Linked DNA regions of Homo sapiens: regions 1 and 3 are each linked to region 2. The links are chromatin contacts, found by Hi-C or POLR2A ChIA-PET in ENCODE. All regions are on one chromosome and are shown on one strand. The core of a region is the stretch at or near the end of the contact, and the rest is flanking DNA. Distances in the headings are between cores, read along the strand shown. Region 1 overlaps MYH9 (myosin heavy chain 9). Region 2 holds the start of APOL3 (apolipoprotein L3). Region 3 holds the start of MYH9-DT (MYH9 divergent transcript).

The links. Hi-C counts contacts between places; a loop is a spot of excess contacts on that map. ChIA-PET counts read pairs that join two places held with the same protein, here RNA polymerase II (POLR2A). Pooled maps may share reads with other maps.
Region 1: a loop to region 2 is called in a map of CD8-positive, alpha-beta T cell, with 4 times the contacts of the local background. The contact joins the enhancer-like site here to the promoter of APOL3 in region 2. A Hi-C loop is called at or near these places in 1 of 168 maps with a recorded cell type or tissue (CD8-positive, alpha-beta T cell), 2 of 37 single-sample maps with no recorded cell type and 7 of 50 pooled maps. POLR2A ChIA-PET finds 5 or more read pairs at or near these places in 2 of 52 experiments (activated CD8-positive, alpha-beta T cell and activated naive CD4-positive, alpha-beta T cell).
Region 3: a map of ascending aorta shows a loop between it and region 2 (2.4-fold over the local background). The contact joins the promoter of MYH9-DT here to the promoter of APOL3 in region 2. A Hi-C loop is called at or near these places in 2 of 168 maps with a recorded cell type or tissue (CD8-positive, alpha-beta T cell and ascending aorta), 9 of 37 single-sample maps with no recorded cell type and 12 of 50 pooled maps. POLR2A ChIA-PET finds 5 or more read pairs at or near these places in 2 of 52 experiments (GM12878 and activated CD4-positive, alpha-beta T cell).

Annotation. Positions count from the first base shown.
Region 1 is chr22:36,331,405-36,334,104 of GRCh38, forward strand. The region is part of intron 3 of MYH9 (myosin heavy chain 9); the gene reads right to left. Among named protein-coding and RNA genes, the nearest start is that of MIR6819, 46 kb to the left of the region's middle. RefSeq lists enhancers at 1-832, 134-763, 307-356, 397-456, 677-916 and 1 more and silencers at 1,337-1,426, 1,477-1,526. Within about 2 kb of position 1,432, at least 41 of the 41 ENCODE cell types and tissues checked have a DNase peak (open chromatin) inside an H3K27ac peak, as active enhancers do; they include CD8-positive, alpha-beta T cell, where a contact is called at or near this core.
Region 2 is chr22:36,159,146-36,162,051 of GRCh38, forward strand. APOL3 (apolipoprotein L3) reads right to left here and starts at 1,610. Exons shown (of 4, transcript NM_145639.2): 1 at 1,524-1,610. RefSeq lists an enhancer at 2,529-2,906.
Region 3 is chr22:36,387,016-36,389,980 of GRCh38, forward strand. MYH9-DT (MYH9 divergent transcript) reads left to right here and starts at 1,579. Exons shown (of 3, transcript NR_183573.1): 1 at 1,579-1,720. MYH9 (myosin heavy chain 9) reads right to left here and starts at 952. Exons shown (of 41, transcript NM_002473.6): 1 at 792-952. RefSeq lists silencers at 1-205, 486-565, 596-1,175 and an enhancer at 969-1,263.

The DNA.
Region 1 (2,700 bases), core at 182-2,681, 170 kb after region 2:
GTCCTGAGGCCAAGCCCATGCAGTGAGGGCATCTGAGCTGATGTGGCCATCTACCTGTGGACAGGTGTTTCCAGCCAGCTCAGCAGGCTGGGCCCAGGAGGGAGGAAGGGGAACCTGACCGCAGGTATTTCATCCCAGGTGCAGACTTCTGCTGGGGGCTTAAGCCTCACTTCCTCTGTGAGAGGAGCTGCAGCTCACTCTTGTCCATAAAAGGCCACGAGGCTCGCAGAGCGGTGACATCAGCCCAACAGGAAGTACAGAGGAAGGGGCCTGCTTCACCAGCAGCCACTGCTGGGACTGACTCATCACCCAGCTCCCAAGATCACACCTCCCGAGGTTCCAGCATGGAGCAGCTCTCTCGGGCTCCACCTGGGAGAGGTCCCTGCAGGACCCCATCTTCGGCTCCACTGGGCTTCTTGAGAAATGGGTATGGGCCAAGAAAGAAAAACAGGAAAAAGGGCAGTTTCAGGTTGGACAACATGCCCACGTTGGGTGAGACTGATGGGATAATCTGAGACAAATGGGACCAAAACTTTCCACCACCAGGGAGTCTTCTGCTTTCAGGGAAACTCCAGAGTGGCCCCTGGGGGGTGGCTTGCTATATGTGTTGGCACTGTGAGCCCTGCCCTGCGTTGCCAGGATGGCTTGATCAGAGTTGCACAAATGGGGCTGAGAACTCAGGTCTCTGGAAACCTCACGCACCCCAGGACTCCCCTCCATCGAACACCCCTATGAGCACAGCACTCGGCACCTCCCGCAGGCCTGCCTCAGTGCTGCAAAGAAAGGGCCGCGACACTCTCATGACGAGAAGCTCTGCTTCTCCACAGCCAGCTCAATTCACAAGCTTGGGTTACAAGTCTTTGGGAGGCAAACAGAGAGGTGAAGAAAAGCAAGTGCAAAATGATGCTTCATATTAGCAGAGGCTGCAGATCTGTGCCGAGTGGGGTGGAGCTTCCTGGCAGCCTGCCTGCCTAGCAATCTGCCAGCAAAGGAGGAAGCCCCTTCCGTCGCTCCCAGGCACACAATGTGGTCATGGGCGAGTGTGCCCTCCAGGCCACCACGGTAGGCCCAGACCAAGGGACATGCCTGCTCAGCAGCATCCACACCAGAAGCCAGTTCGACTCGGCCCAGTGCCTCTGCCCCATAGCCCCTGTGATCTCCCAGGTGGAACCTGGTTTGAACCTGCTGAGACCCAAGTCCCCACTTATAGGAGGCAGAGAATGGGTAGCCCTCCCCCTCCAGACACTCTGGATAATTAAAAAAAAAAAAAAAAAAAAAAAAAAAAACCTCAAGGTATTGCTCTTAACTTTCATTATGTCAGACTAAGCGAGGCCCCAAACAAGCCTTCTCTTGGCCAAAATGCATTAGGAAAACACAGGTAAGTTCCCAGCACACAGGCAAATCTGCCAGAAACAGCACTGCTGTTTCTGTGGGTGGGGCCAGGAGGGGGAAACTTCTCCTTCTGGGGTTGTTGCCAAGGCAGCTCCAACAGGTTTGTCAGACTGGAGGGAAATTCAAAACCACATACGAGTGCTGACCACCCACAGCACATGCCACCGGGACACTCCCAGTCCGGTTCCGCCTTGCTCCTACCTAACATTTCCCTTGCGAAAAGGAAAGACAAAGCAGGAGGGGCCCCTGTTGACTTCTGCAGAGGGCTGGATCAACAGGGAATAAGAGGGAAGGAGCTGGGACACACACAGGGAGCATGGCAGACACAGCCAGGCACTGCTCATGACAAACTCAGCTCCCTGTTGGAGCACAAACAGGCCTGCAAAGACAGCAACCAGCTTTGTGAAACTCCTTTTGATGAGTCAAACGTGCTTGAGAGCACCAGGGACATCAATGGTAGGAGGTGAACAGTTAACAGCGCATGAACACGTTGCCTCGGAGGAGCGGTCGGTAGAAGGAAAGGCATGTCGGTGACTGTTAGGCTAGGATTCACTCCTGGAGCACGGCTCACGCTTCCTCTCCTTTCAGCTTAGACCTGTGCCCTGTTGTATCTGTGGACCAGCTCATGTGGAAGAGACAAGATCTTCAGGAAGAATCCCAAAGCCAGGTGGGAATGACATCCTGAGCCCCCATCAGTACTGTCTGTTTGCCAAAAGAAAACCTGGGGTCTCAAGAGTTTATGGAGTTTATGATCAAGGTCCACACGGGGCTGACAGCCTTGGTCAAGACTAAACAAATTTGACAGAAGCCACGTGCAGAATCCCAACTTTTATACCTGCAGCTTTTCAGTTCATTTATCTTTCTTTAGTTGTAGGGAATTACTTTGGTTCTCAACTGATAACTTCATTCCAGAAATCAGGTATGTAAAAGAAAGCAACTCCTTTCTCTGAACACACTGTTGTTCAGCCCTGACAAACTGGGACACAGTTCAACTGAAGTCTCTAAGCCAGAGCTGGAGAGAACAGGAAAAACGGGCTGGTAGGTGACACTCACCAGGCAGCAAGAGAACTCGTCACGGGAGGCCAAAAGCACGAAGTGGCTTAGTGATTAGGGATTTGATGTGAGTTTTTGTTGTTGGTTTATTTCAGGGGATGGGGAGCAGAAACAAAAAACACTGGGCAAAGCTTCCAAACACCCCCACCCAAAATTTCAGGTTCTAAGAGGCCACTTCCTTTTTATCTCCCGCTCAGTGGGCCCAGAGCAAAGCATGGTGGGCCTGTTGGGTTGGATTTACAAAAAAAAAAAAAA
Region 2 (2,906 bases), core at 360-2,859:
TCTGAGAAGCCCATGCAGGCCTCCAGCTCTCCCCACTTTCCTGCAGCCCCTGCAGGCATCTGGGCTGCAATGTCAACTTTCCCCTGACTCGCACTGCCCCGCCTCCCACCTCACCCCAGATGGGGTCAGCAGCCTGCTGGGGGTCAGCAGGGTAGGGCATCCTAACCCCCTAAGGCAGGTGAAAAACCCTGAGGCTCAGAGAGGGGAAGTGACTTCCCCAGTGTCACACACCTCTTGGAGGGCAGGGGGAAGGTCAACACCTGACCTCCTGACTCTGACATTGAAGCAAGAAAGTATAATGTTAATAATCCAAAATCTTCCAGGTTTGTTTCTGCTTCTACAAACACAGAGGGCTAAGCTCACGCTCCCACAGTTATGCTCACGCTTCCACAGTTTGACTTTTAATCTCATGATTGTCAAGCTGGGATCATGTGGCAGACACCATTCTGCAACATGCCGTTCTCACTGCCCCTGTCTGGGCCATCTTTCCCACTAGGGAACAGCACAGCTTCTTTCTTCTCTATCACCCAGAGGCCTGAAAAGGAACCAGGTGAGTGTCAGGGACATGGAGTCCTGTGATCTACCTGCTCAACTTCCTGACATGGGACCCTCAGCGAGTCACTCATCTCCCATGGCCTCAGTTTACCCACAGGGCCTGGCTCAAGTAGGTGCTCAGAGTCAGGGTGGGTGAAACAACCTCTGGGTTCCTTGTTATCTCTTTTCGCTCTCTCTCTCTTTTTTTTTTTTGAGACAGAGTCTCACTCTGTCAGGAGTGCACTCAGGCTGGAGTGACTGGTGCGATCTCGACTCACTGCAACCTTCATCACCTGGGTTCAAGTGATTCTCATGCCTCAGCCTCCCAAGTAGCTGGGATTACTGGCTTGTGCCACCACGCCCAGCTAATTTTTTGTATTTTTAGTAGAGGCAGGGTTTCTCCATATTGGCCAGGCAGGTCTCGAACTCCTAACCTCAAGTGATCTACCCGTCTCGGCCTCTCAAAGTGCTGGGATTACAGGCATGAGCCACCGCGCCCAGCCAGGTTCCTTGTATCTCAAAGGAAATCCTCTGTCCCCATCGGGCCTCAGCAGCAGCACCCTGGGGCCAGCCTCAGGGTGGCCAGGCCACAAGAAGGACAGGCCAGGCTCTGGATCACCTCCTGTCCTCCACCTTCTCTGGTTCCTCCAAATATTCTAAAGGAATGGACAGTCCCAACATCTGCCTTCCTTCTGGGGTCACCGGGCCATGTCTCACGCAGGCTGGAACTAGAGCTGAGCCCTAGGAAGCTTTGTGAACCCAGCTGAGCTGATTCTGCCTCTGTCTCTACTGTTTGGGGGCCCAGAGAGAGGGAGGGAGAAGTCCAGCTAAAACCTGGGTGCAAATTCAGGCTCTGCCATGGACCGAGATGTGACCTCAGTCAGTTACCTAACCTCTCTGAGCTCATCTACAAAAGGTGAATGACCCTTCTCTTATAGAGCTGCTGTGAGGATGGGGAGATGGGGAAGGTCAGACCACCCCTAACTTACCAAGGAAGCTTCTCTTGAAAGAGTGTGAGCAAGATCCAGCTGTTCTGAGCTGTGTGGATCCCACCTCCAGCCGTGCATCTGCATAATAACCAGACACGTTCTCCAGGCTCTGAGATATACCCTGGAACCCAAAAGGGAAAGTGAAAGTCACAACTTGGCAGCAGCTCCTGATCAAACATGCAAAACAGGATGCTTCCCAGCCCCACCCTTGGCCCAGTCCCATCCTTGGTCCAGCAGCACCCTTGGTCCCACCCTCCTGCTGATCCAAGAGCAGCCCCAGACGTCCTTCTTGGCCAACCCACCTGCCTCCCATACTTAGGGTTGGGGGTTTGCTGTGTCTTCAGGAAGAAAGACCTACCACTGAAAGACTATGAGACCCTCCAGATTACTCCCCACCCCCAATAACACCACACTCCCCAGATGCCCACCTCACTCCCTCCATGCCATCAGCATTACCACAGTCCATCACACATGCCGGGTGGACGCTTATTGCATATTGATTGTATTGCTGTTGGGGTTATTTTGTTGTTTTGTTTTGTTTTGTTTTTGAGATGGGGTCTGGCTCTGTCACCCAGGCTGGAGTGCGGTGGCACAATAATAGCTCACTGTAGCCTCAAATTCCAGGGTTCAAATGAACCTCCTGAGTAGCTGGGACTACAAGCATGAGCCACTCGGCCTGGCTACTTTTAAAAAATGATTTTGAAGGGGTGAAATCTTACTATTTTTACCAGGTTGGTTTCAAACTCTGGCCTCAAATGATCCTCCTGCCTCAGCATGAGCCACCGTTCCAGACCTGCTCTTGTCGAACGCCATACCTGTGTGGCTTCTGGACACTTCCTTATGTGGGTTCTTCTGCCAGGAGCACCTGCTACCTTCACCTGGAAAAGTCACGCTCCTCTATCAGAATGCAAATCTAGCATTTCCTCCCCTGAGAAGCCCCCTAGCATCCTCTTCAGCAGAGCCCACTGCCCCATGTTCCACTCCTGTGGCACTTTTGTTAGGCTGTTGTAATTGGCCACAGTCCCAGGTTGACTGAACAAAGTGGGGGGCGGATGTGGGAGTAAAAGACAAAGACAAAAGAGTATATTAGGAAGAAGGGGTCAGGGGGTTCCTTGCTTCTAGTGAACAAGGGCTCTGAGCTTTTCAAGCTCTCTGAGTTTATTAGGTAAAAGAGATGACGAGAAAAAGGTGGGGGGGTGATTGTCAGGTAATTGTCAGTCAGCCGTTTGGTTCACAGCAGGCTTGCAAGACTGCATCCTTCAAATAATAGGTGCTAGATATCCCAACAGATAACTTCAAGGAGCCCAGCACCAGGGAGTGATGGCCCTCAGGAAACCTTCTGGCGGCGGGTGCAGTGTGAGTTTACCCACATCCCGCATTCAT
Region 3 (2,965 bases), core at 329-2,828, 230 kb after region 2:
GCGGCCCCGACGGCTGCTGCATTCCGGGCCTCCCTCCCCCGAGGATCAGAAGTCGGAGGTCGAGGGCTGGAGCAGGGACTGGGGGTGGCCCTTCCTGTCTCGCGCCCGGGTCCCCGCCGGGTCCCCCTTGTCCGGGCAGCCGCCGCACCTCCCCCGGGCCCTCCCCGACCAGTCCGACGGCAGCGGGCGAATGAGGAAGTCGGCCGCGGAGGCGGAAACCGGGCCGGGTGCAAGGTCTGCAGCGGGACGGTCCGACTCTGACTCAGGAGGACGCCCTGACAGCTGCCAAACGGTGCCCGCTGCCCGTTACCTCCGTGCCTCAGACGCCAGAAACTTCCACGGGAGCGGCTGCCCCGGGCTCCCAACCCGTGAGGCTGCGTCCCAGGGGCCGCGGCTCCCGGAAGGGGTTAAAAAGTTTGCCCGAGTCGGGCCTGGGCGAGGCGAGGGCGGGGCGCGTGCCCCAGCGGCTGGGGGAGGTCGGCTCCAGTGCCCAGTCCTGAGACCGCGCCGGGGGACACGGGGGGCGCCGGGGAGCGCCGGGTCCCGAGGCCGCCCCTGCACCCCTAGGCCTCGCTGCTGCCGGCGCCCTCCCCGAGCGCCCGCGTGGGGGTCCCGGTCCCCCTGGGAAGGATGCGGTGCCGGGCCCTGAGCCGCCGGCGTTCGCCCCCGCCCGCGCGGGTGGCGGGCCGCACTGAGCCCAAGAACCACCAGTCGGCCTGGCGGCAGCGCGTCTCGCCCCCGCCCGCCCGCCGCCGCCTGCCCGGGGCGGGACCGCGGTGGGGCTCGCTCACCTGAACCTGGATCTGCCCCGGGAACAGGCGCTGCTTCTCCCGAGAGGACTTTCTCGAGCGCTCGGGCGGCGGCCGGGTGGGGCGAGCGCACGAGGCGGGAGCTGCAGCAGGTCAGCCTTGCTTAGCCTTCCGTGCCCTGCCCAGGAACCGCGGTGATCTGCGCGCCTCACCGCACCCAGCTCGGCTCCTCGCCGCCTTCCCGCCCCGCCCTCGGAGCCGCGGGACCATTCCCAGCCGGGAGCCGGCTCCGGGGCGGAGCCTGGGGCACAATCCCGCCCCCTTCCTGCTACACCCACTGCAGGCCGCGCCTGGCCTTGATGGGCAGACGTATTGGCCTGTGGAAAGGGGGTGGGCGGAGCCTCTGCGGCCAGATGGGTGGGGATTCAACATCCTCTTTCCGCCCCACCTCCACCCGCTCCACCTTCCCCCGCGCTTCCTAGGCGGGAGCCCCGCCCTCTAGGGCGGGTCCAACGGACAGCCAGGTTCTAGGACAAGGATTGACACAGGGGGAATCCAATCAGGAGGCGGCGACTCGGGGCGCGGAGAGCTCCGGGCCGGGGTTTTGGTGCCTTGCCTGGGCCGGGGCGAGGCCCTGCGGGAGCCGACTGGGAAGGTCTGGAACTCTGACACCCCGCCCCGCGAGCTGTGCTCTCAGTCTCATGTCATCCCACCACAAGGACAGATATTAAGTACCATATATGGGAAAAATGCTATTTTACATAATTATGATCCCTGTGGGGGCGGGCATGGACTCAGCCCTGGATTCCATTGTGAGCGTCTTGAGTTCGATTCCTGACCCTGCCTCTTTAGGATCCGCACGTTGCTGCCTTTCAGCCTCCAAACCTTCGCTCTGGCCGTTCTCTCCACCTGGAATACCCTTCCGAGCCTCTCTTCACCTCCATGTCATTAACTCGCATACATCCTTTCAGGTACTTGTTACAAATTGCACTTTTTTTTTGTTACTGTCCACTACAAGAGGATAAAAAATGTTTTCATTTTTAAATGAAAAATCTTTTGATCCATTTGGAATTTATTTTTGGGGTAAGGAAGAAACCTAAGATAATTTTTGTAATAGCCACTTGTCCAAACACTGTTTTCTCCACTGATTTTAGTTGGCACCTTCATCGCCTATAGAACTATTATACTTGAAGCTGTTTCTGACTTGTATACATTGATCTCTCTGTGTGCACCTGTGCCAATCCCACCATGCTTTAATGAAGATACCTTTATAATACATTCTATATCTATGAGGGCAAATTTCTCATCATTACTCTTTCTTACTGGAATGTGCTTGCTATCATGACTATTCTTCCAAATTAACTTCAGAAAAAAGCTATGTTCTAAAGGCAAAAGAAAGCTGGGAAAAAAAGATTTTGCAACTCTGTGACAAATTACTATCAGCAATATATAAAGATCTCTTCCCAGTTGATAAGAAAAACCTCGGCCGGGCGCGTGGCTCATGCCTGTAATCCCAACATTTTGGGAGGCCGAGGCGGGCGGATCACCTGAGGTTGGGAGTTCAAGGGCAGCCTGACCAACGTGGAGAAACCCCGTCTCTACTAAAAATACAAAATAATTAGCCGGGCATGGTGGCCCATGCTTGTAATCCCAGTTACTCAGGAGGCTGAGGCAGGAGAATCGCTTGAACCCGGGAGGCGGAGGTTGCAGTGAGCAGAGATCGTACCACTGCACTCTAGCCTGGGCAACAAGAGCATAACTCCGCCTCAAAAAAAAAAAAAACAAAGAAAAAGAAAAAGAAAAACCTCAAAGACTCCAAAATAAAAATGGCCAAAAACAGGAACAGGTGATTTTAAAGAAGAATTATAAATGGCCAATAATTATTTTTAAAAAGCCATAAGAAATGCAAACAAAACAACATAAAATGCCATTTTCACCTAATTAAAAAAAAAATGCTCAATATTGGTCAGGTTTATAGATACAGATGAGAAAGTAAATTGATCAATTCTATCTGAGAATTCATCTTAAAAGACATTAGAAAAGTACACAGATATGAACTTTAAAGTTCTTTGCAGCCGGGCGCGGTGGCTCACGCCTGTAATCCCAGCACTTTGGGAGGCCGAGGCGGGCGGATCACGAGGTCAGGAGATCGAGACCATCCCGGCTAAAACGGTGAAACCCCGTCTCTACTAAAACTACAAAAAATAGCCGGGCGT